Regions from separate parts of the Homo sapiens genome. Here region 2 is linked to region 1. The links are chromatin contacts, found by Hi-C or POLR2A ChIA-PET in ENCODE. All regions are on one chromosome and are shown on one strand. The core of a region is the stretch at or near the end of the contact, and the rest is flanking DNA. Distances in the headings are between cores, read along the strand shown.

Evidence for each region. Hi-C counts contacts between places; a loop is a spot of excess contacts on that map. ChIA-PET counts read pairs that join two places held with the same protein, here RNA polymerase II (POLR2A). Pooled maps may share reads with other maps.
Region 2: a map of endothelial cell of umbilical vein shows a loop between it and region 1 (6-fold over the local background). The contact joins two enhancer-like sites. A Hi-C loop is called at or near these places in 2 of 168 maps with a recorded cell type or tissue (endothelial cell of umbilical vein and ovary) and 6 of 50 pooled maps. POLR2A ChIA-PET finds 5 or more read pairs at or near these places in 1 of 52 experiments (PC-9).

The regions. Positions count from the first base shown.
Region 1 is chr6:136,033,574-136,038,128 of GRCh38, reverse strand. All of the region lies in intron 2 of PDE7B (phosphodiesterase 7B), which reads right to left. It also overlaps the pseudogene COX5BP2. Among named protein-coding and RNA genes, the nearest start is that of PDE7B-AS1, 37 kb to the left of the region's middle. RefSeq lists an enhancer at 1-325. Within about 2 kb of position 2,650, at least 4 of the 41 ENCODE cell types and tissues checked have a DNase peak (open chromatin) inside an H3K27ac peak, as active enhancers do; they include endothelial cell of umbilical vein, where a contact is called at or near this core.
Region 2 is chr6:136,170,892-136,175,439 of GRCh38, reverse strand. It overlaps PDE7B (phosphodiesterase 7B), which reads right to left. Exons shown (of 13, transcript NM_018945.4): 9 at 1,552-1,643. Among named protein-coding and RNA genes, the nearest start is that of MTFR2, 77 kb to the left of the region's middle. Within about 2 kb of position 1,564, at least 8 of the 41 ENCODE cell types and tissues checked have a DNase peak (open chromatin) inside an H3K27ac peak, as active enhancers do; they include endothelial cell of umbilical vein, where a contact is called at or near this core.

The sequences.
Region 1 (4,555 bases), core at 1,401-3,900:
AGCTTCGGAAAGACAAGCCTCCTCCAGCCTGGCACAACCTCCCTGTCTCTTCAGGCCCTCCACAAACACTGCCGACGAGAGCGATTCACTTCCCTAGGTTTCTCTCTGGTGAGAAACTGTTACTGTACTCCTTCCTTAGAGATAGAATGCATTTTTTTTCCCCTCCTCTCTCTGGCACTGAGTTCACAGCACTTAATTAATCCCAGGCTACAGCTGGAACGACAGCAGGGAGAAAAAAAAAAGCCATCGAGGTTCTAGCATTTGCTTTTCCTCTTCTTTCTTCTGATTTATTTGTTCTCAATTCTCTTTTGGTGCTTGTCAAAGTTTGTTGACTCTTAGCTCTTTGTCGGCTTAGCTCTTAAGGACTTCAGGCAAAGAAGCGGGGCTTCCCCTTTGCTAACCTCACAGAGGGGCTCCCCCCTTGCTGGAGGCCAGTTATCTGGAGGTGTCAGGTGAGGAGTCACCCCTGTGGTACAGGCTCAGGCCTGCAAGCCCCAAGGAGTTCTCAAAAAAACAGAGGAAGCTGAGAGTCTGCAGAGCCAATCTGCAGCTGCTTCTCTCTGGAGGGCCTGATGGGGGTTGGGGGGCACCTTGCCCAGTCACCAAGACCAGTGCTGGGATGGGCTTGGTTGATCCTCAGTGCCTCAGTTTGATCACTCTCGCTCCTTCTCCACATCCCTCCCCCTTGTGTCATTTGGTTCTCGGCAAACCTATCTGGGTTATGACCTATTAGTCAAATCCCTTCATAACCTCAGCTGCCCTTCAGCTGGAAGGGAAATAACATTGAATCACATTCCACAGTTAACTCCGAAAGATGCGAATTCGGGAAGCATCAAGATCCTCATGCGTATGGGCAGTGGCCTGCATAGCCTGGATATGTGGCTCAGGCTCATTCAAAACCCATTTTCAAAGGAACAAGCATTTTAAAGGATGTTCACAGGGGACATAAATGGCAATGAAAGAAAGAAAAGAATGTTAACAATTCACCTTCTGGAGGGAGAGCACTGTTGATTTATTATGTGGGCCACTGACTACTGTGTCCCCGACCTGAGAGTGGTTGAATCGAGGGCAACATCAACTGTGGGCCATGCCTCTTGTTCCTAGTCTCAGAGATGGAGGCGCTAACCCTGAAAGTAAGAACCAATTCAACAAAAGGCGATGCCCCCTGTAGCTTATGTGAAAGGCCTTGGACAGAAACGAAAGTAGGGTAGTTTTGTATTTGGCACTTTTGCCAGCAAATTGGGTTTGTAGGAACAATTTGAACTTGCACATTCAAGTGAATAGCCCCTGTTTTCTTGGAGAACATTGTAACAATCCCATCTTCCTCTCTTCACGTCTCCACATTGCAAAGTGCTTTATTTTGCTTGGCATGCCATTTTGCTGGTGTATAATCTGTTGCTTCTGCTCTACATTCCTTTCAAGGCTGGTTTATCACACAATTATTTGATATTTCTTCATGGGAGAGAGGAGGAAACTTGGGGAAGAGGAGAAAGATCGTTGTAGAGTGTGTTTTATTTTCATTACTCCCACCTCATTTCTTTTTAAAGTTGAAACCAGCAAAGACAACTGTAATTTTATTGTTGTTTTATTATTTCTCTAAATCCATGGTTAATAAGTTTAGTTTTCCATACTGGATTAAGTGAATTTTCTTTTTTCTGGATGGAAAAGCATACTGGCAAACCTACTCTCCTTCCTAACAGGTGAAGAAGGGGCAAGAGGGTATAAAACAATAATAAAGACATTGAAGACACTGCTTTTGGTGAATTTTGTTATGAAAATATTGATCTAGCAGCTCTTTCTATAACAACCAGATATACATACAACACAATTAGGGAATAATCAGCGGTCTACTTGATTAGAAAGATGTGCCCTTCCTTTTTCCCTCTCTGATAAGAGATGAAAGGATTTCACCATCAGTTCAACACTTCCACCACTTTGACAGCCCGTCCAGTCCTTATCTTACCCTTCCATCAGGCTGGGGGCATCAAGACTCTCTAGGATTGAGATGATTTTATTTAATAATCACATGTAGACTGTTTGCTTTATTATCATATTTCCTGAATAATGTCTTAAACTCACTCCTCAGTCACAAACTTCCTTGACATAACAACTGAAGAGTTTCCTAAGTGTTTGACTATTTTTATTTTTGTTCAGTTATTTTGCAATAGTACTTAGCATCAGGATATCCTGACCCTTGGAACAAAGGGGTTAAGAACAAAGAAAACAAATATGTGATATCATATATCACATACACTAATGTACTAAGAACACAACACTTCATTGTTCATTTCTTCAAGAATGACTTTTTAAAAAAAATCCAAGGATATACATTTCCATTGTATCCTCTGTACTATTTTATCTAGTTCCTTGTAAAAATATCTTAGAGAAATTACAAAATGTTGGATCACTGAGCACGAATACTTCCTAGTGGAGATGAGTCAGGGCCAAGCCATCACCATTTCACATTTTCATTCCCAAGGAGGAACCTACTTCATTTGAAGGTTTGAAACCTGGAAATATTTGCACAATTTAAAAAAAGTTCCCCCAATATGGGATTATTTTCATCCTGGAGTATAAGGGCAAAAATACCACAAGAAAGGTCATTCTCATGGTATTTCTGGCTCACATAGAAACAGGAAGTACAGGAAATCTTGCGAGAAAGCTTGGCTCGGAAATTTTTGGCTCAACTGCAGGTTCAAGAGATTGGGACAAACTGATGCGAGGCTAGTACTTGCTGGACTAAAACCTCTCTACCATGTGAATTATCTGAAAGGTGGTTTTGTTACATTTCGTAGCTAACATCTCATAGGCTGGGATCTCTTTTGTTTTTCAGATAGTTACTTTAGAAGAACATGCCTGTAAACCTATAATTTTCACTACTCAGTGGACATCATTCATCTTGATATGGTATCTGCAGCCAGAAGTTTGGATCACTGAGGGTGGGGAAAGGGTGGGGTTGTTATGTGATCAAAGGAATCATGGAACAGAGAAGACCCATCTAGGTAACTTGTGAGGATTCTTACACATGTTAATATCAGTAATTAATGGGTTGCAGACAGGACATTTTAAGATAGATTTTCAAAATAACCAAGTTCTTTTTCAGGCATTGTGAATCAACCCAAAATAATGAGAACTAACAAAGTCAAAACAGCTTGTTCCAATGGACAATGGACACCTACTTGTATCAAAAAGACTTTGCTGTTCCTGGAAGTACTGTTACTTGTTGAGGGTGTGATGGCTTCATGGCTTCGAGGTTACTTTGAGGAGCTGGGGTGCCGGCTGTGCGGGCCCTGAGGGCCCAGGGTCCCTGAGGGGTGGTTGAAGTGCACTCCAATGCATCTGGAGGTGATGTTCTTACTGACAATGAGCAGGTGACTGGGTTGGAGAGGGATATCATGATGGCTGCACGGAAGGGACTGGACCCATATAATATACTACCCCCAAAGGCAGCTTCAGGTACCAAAGAGGACCTTAATTTAGCCCCCCTCCTTCACCAGCAGTGGGCAGCATCTGTGAAGAGAATAGTGCCATCATCTGGTTTTGGCTGGACAAAGGTGAGCCCCGGTGATGCCCTGACTGGAAACTATTACAAGCTGCCCCACCAGTGGGCCCACTGAGCCCCTGCACTAAGTTACTCAAAATGTGCTAAAAAGTTTCTTCTTTTTAATAAAAACTAGCCATTGCATTGGCTCCTTCTTCCAAAAACTAAAAATAAAAAGACTTTGCTTTGTGGTTGGAGCTATAAAAGAATTGATAACCCCGATACTAAAGTATACAACCAAGAAAAGTGTCAAATATATAGTTGATTTAGAACCTGGATTATGTTGAAGAATTTTTGGTGTTCTGAGGGCTATGTAAAAATCTTGTAGACTATGGGTGCTCCAGTCACTAGGCAGATAAGCATTTATTATACATGATTTGTAAAATAAGGCATTTATAATGTTAAATATTTCTAACAATTCTAGAGAATGTACCTTTCAAAAAAATGGAAACTTAGAAACATATATCCCTTGTCATTTTCTTTCACTTTGAATCTATTAATAGATTCTTACAAAACAAAAAGTTTAATAAAAATTTTCTCACTCAGATATTTTGGAATTGTTTTATACCCTTATTGACCCTTATCTGTGGCCTATCTTTTGGAAAAAAATGCAAACTATGGAGGGAGTTTATTTATTTTGTCCTGAACTTTCCTCTCCATCAGTTCAAGTATGGATGTGTAAACACACACACACACACACATGCACACACACGACCACTCTGCTTTTACAAATGCAATTCAAAAAAAAAATTCAAAATGAGCAGGGAAGTAAAAACAGGTCTTTCAACTTGGTTCTATACAGTCCAAGTAGAAGAACTGCAAACAATTTAGGAGACATAGAAATGTGATAACTCTGGCCTTAGCTAATCTCAAGAAATAATGCCAGCAAGTAGGAAAAACGACTTAGTCTACAGACCGACCCTACAAGGCAGCACATATTTCCATTGTCATGGGGAAAGGGGGAAAGCATGTGGGGAGAGATGAGGAAAGACAGGTGGGGCGAAGTAGGAGGAG
Region 2 (4,548 bases), core at 315-2,814, 140 kb before region 1:
TAAAAGTCTCCTGTTTTTGGCCCTTAAAAAGAGCAACTTCACATAGTTCAAACTAACACTTTCCTGAATTTTCCTTACTTTCTACAATTAACCTGCCCTACTTTTAAAATCAGAAAAATGACATTAAAGCATTTACCTGTGATAGAAGGAATAATAATGATTATGATAATGGCTTTTGTAATAAAGTTTTCACATATATTATTGTATAACAATTATTCTTCTGGCAAAAACAATTTATAACACTGTGTTCCACAAAGACACATAAAAATATATTTTTCATTGGAATCCATAGATGTGAAATGAATATTTTAGGAAAGAAATATTGAGTAACAAACAGGATGAATGCAGGTACTGACCAGGAGAAGTCTGGTCACCCCAGAGTCCTTTCCCATTTCCCTTGCATTTTCTTCTTTCCTGTCCTCACTATTCTTCCTTTCCTTCTCCTTCTTTCTTCCTTGTCTCTCTCCTTACCTCCTCTTTTCTTCTTCTCACTTGATCTTTTGCTCTAGTTTTTAGTTCTTTTTGCATTTAATTCTTTCAATCTTTGCAATTTATTATTCTAGTAAGAGGCATAAGTTTTTATTCCATGCACGAGAACTGGTTTTATTTAGTTCCAGGGAGTAAAAATTTATCAGAACTGAAATTCCTCCTGCAAATTTCACATTCCTCTGGGTGCTAGGAAACAGCATGAGATCAAATCAGAGGGCCAGGAATCAATCCACAACCCAGAGTATACTGCTTGTTCAGTTGGGAGACAGCACTTGGTCCTTGACCTCAAGTTATGTGCTTGTCTTGAAGAAGGGTACAGCAATCTATGTACTCTTTTCACCTAGGTTTCTTGGGTTCTGCACGTGTTCATTAAACAGATCAGAATTAATGGTGGCCTTGGAAGACAGTATTAGCAGCTAACTTGGGGCCACCAGGAAAATGAAACAATGGCCTCAGATTTAGTGGGACTCAGCCTACATACCATGGCTATCAAATAGTGAACCAGAAAATGAGTGTCTCCCCTTCTGTTTAAAGTGCAAGAGACGTAAGGTAAATTAATTGGTGAAAAAAATGCTAGGGCCATTTCAATTACTTAGCAAAAGACATTTTAGAAAAGAATTTCTGACTTCTATTTTTGCTGAGACTAGCAATTACAAAATATACTTTTTTGAACTCTAGCTTTAGAATGCCTGGGTTCCTTCTTGATAAATATTTACTATTTGGAGCTACATGGAAGGACAATTTTGCTAAACTAAAGGTCGGGAATTTGGCAAAGTCGAGCACTGATACTGAAGCGTGTGAAAACTGAGAGCTGTTTATTATCCCTTTTCCTGACTGTAGGTCATTGACTCTGCAAGGCCCTTTCAAAGCACACAGAGAGATTTTGGTTTCTGGGTTGCTGTAACTGACACCAAATCTCCTCTGATAGACAGCTCAGTGCAGGCAGGAAGTACAGCCGGGGGGCTCTCTGCCATTCACGCAAAAGGTCCCAAGCCTGCCCTAGAGAAAGTGGCTTATCTTTACTGCATGCACATCAGTATGTTTCATCTCGGCAGCACTTACGTCATTTCCTTTGGCAAATGAGCAAGAAGCCTTGATTCTCGAAGCATGCCAATTGTAGATCGCCAGTGATGATTCTCCAGCACAGACATATTCTAGAAAGAAAGAAAATAAGAGTTATAAATGAGAGGGAAGCCAGATACTGATCTTTCATGCTGAACACAGCTCCACGGACGCTAGCATTTTCCCTCCAGTTTGTACTTGATGACCCAGAGGCAGACCAGGAAAAAAAAACCCAAAAGATAAAACAACCATGAGGTCTAGTCTCAAGGCTGTGATGATGATGGGAGAACAGCAGGGCCTGCGGCTCACCCTCTGCTGCAGGGTTGAATGAGGATCTATTTCCAGCATCATTCACTCCTGCCTCTGCCCCTCTTCCAATAGCTCAGTCAGGCCACGCTAAATGTAAGAAAGAAAGTGAAGCAGTGACAGCTTTCTACATACGGCTAGCCAGTTTTCCCAGCACCATTTATTAAATAGGGAATCCTTTCCCCATTGCTTGTTTTTCTCAGGTTTGTCAAAGATCAGATAGTTGTAGATATGTGGCGTTATTTCTGAGGGCTCTGTTCTGTTCCATTGATCTATATCTCTGTTTTGGTACCAGTACCATGCTGTTTTGGTTACTGTAGCCTTGTAGTATATTTTGAAGTCAGGTAGCATGATGCCTCCAGCTTTGTTCTTTTGGCTTAGGATTGACTTGGCAATGCGGGCTCTTTTTGGTTCGATATGAACTTTAAAGTAGTTTTTTCCAATTCTGTGAAGAAAGTCATTGGTAGTTTGATGGGGATGGCATTGAATCTATAAATTACCTTGGGCAGTATGGCCATTTTCATGATATTGATTCTTCCTACCCATGAGCATGGAATGTTCTTCCATTTGTTTGTATCCTCTTTTATTTCATTGAGCAGTGGTTTGTAGTTCTCCTTGAAGAGGTCCTTCACGTCCCTTGTAAGTTGGATTCCTAGGTATTTTATTCTCTTTGAAGCAATTGTGAATGGGAGTTCACTCAAGATTTGGCTCTCTGTTTGTCTGTTATTGGTGTATAAGAATGCTTGTGATTTTTCCCTTCCTTACACCTTATACAAAAATTAATTCAAGATGGATTAAAGACTTAAACGTTAGACCTAAAACCATAAAAACCCTAGAAGAAAACCTAGGCAATACCATTCAGGACATAGGCATGGGCAAGGACTTCATGTCTAAAACACCAAAAGCAATGGCAACAAAAGCCAAAATTGACAAATGGGATCTAATTAAACTAAAGAGCTTCTGCACAGCAAAAGAAACTACCATCAGAGTGAACAGGCAACCTACAAAATGGGAGAAAATTTTCAAAACCTACTCATCTGACAAAGGGCTAATATCCAGAATCTACAATGAACTCAAACAAATTTACAAGAAAAAAATAACCCCATTAAAAAGTGGGCGAAGGACATGAACAGACATGTCTCAAAGGAAGACATTTATGCAGCCAAAAAACACATGAATAAATGCTCACCATCACTGGCCATCAGAGAAATGCAAATCAAAACCACAGTGAGATACCATCTCACACCAGTTAGAATGGCAATCATTAAAAAGTCAGGAAACAACAGGTGCTGGAGAGGGTGTGGAGAAATAGGAACACTTTTACACTGTTGGTGGGACTGTAAACTAGTTCAACCCTTGTGGAAGTCAGTGTGGCGATTCCTCAAGGATCTAGAACTAGAAATACCATTTGACACAGCCATCCCATTACTGGGTATGTACCCAAAGGACTACAAATCATGCTGCTATAAAGACACATGCACACGTATGTTTATAGCAGCACTATTCACAATAGCAAAGACTTGGAACCAACCCAAATGTCCAACAATGATAGACTGGATTAAGAAAATGTGGCACATATACACCATGGAATACTATGCAGCCATAAAAAATGATGAGTTCATGTCCTTTGTAGGGACATGGGTGAAATTGGAAATCATCATTCTCAGTAAACTATCGCAAGAACAAAAAACCAAACACTGCATATTCTCACTCATAGGTGGGAATTGAACAATGAGAACACATGGACACAGGAAGGGGAACATCACACACCAGGGCCTGTTGTGGGGTCGGGGGAGGGGGGAGGGATAGCTTTAGGAGATATACCTAATGCTAAGTGACGAGTTAATGGGTGCAGCACACCAGCATGGCACATGTATACATATGTAACTAACCTGCACATTGTGCACATGTACCCTAAAACTTAAAGTATAATAATAATAAAAAAAAAGTGAAGCAGTGAAATAGGTAGTAATGGATACCATGTCACTATAGTCATAACATAATCCAAGATTATACTAGCAAACTGAATGGAGGCAAGCCTCACAATCTCTGGTCTAATCTACTGCACTGACCATCATTTCTCAACGCTGATAAGAACCTCCTAAGCCCAAACCACCAGGGTAGCTGGTGACACATTCAGACTCCTGAGTCGCAGTCATTATGGTTCTGATTTGATAGGCTTGTGGTAATAAATTCATATGTACACTAAGGTTTGAGAACCATTACCTTGCAGGCAGCTCTGCCGGTAATCTTTGTGACCAGCACCTTGGCATTTAGCTGATTAAATCTGTGAGTTGGAATCTACAATTGCTTCCTTGCTCAATTATCTTAACATTCCTGTCCTTGAGGGAACCTGTGTTATATTCAATCTCTCCCTTGACCTGTTATTTTGAATATGCTTTTTATCTGAACAATTAACCATTTAAATGATGAATATTTCTTATACTCAATTGTGTTTTGTTCTAATTAGGAAACATTATGTCTGTACCATTGACTTCATAGATACAGAATAGAACTCCTCTTGACCTCAGGCAATATTTTGTTTATTCAGTCTCCATTTGGTTTCAAGAGTAGTTATAATCTTACAAAACATATAAAAGGATAGTTGCTATGGTTTGAATGTCCCCTCCAAAACACACGTTGAAACTTAATCCACAATGTGACAGTATTGAGAGGTGGGGCCTTTAAGAG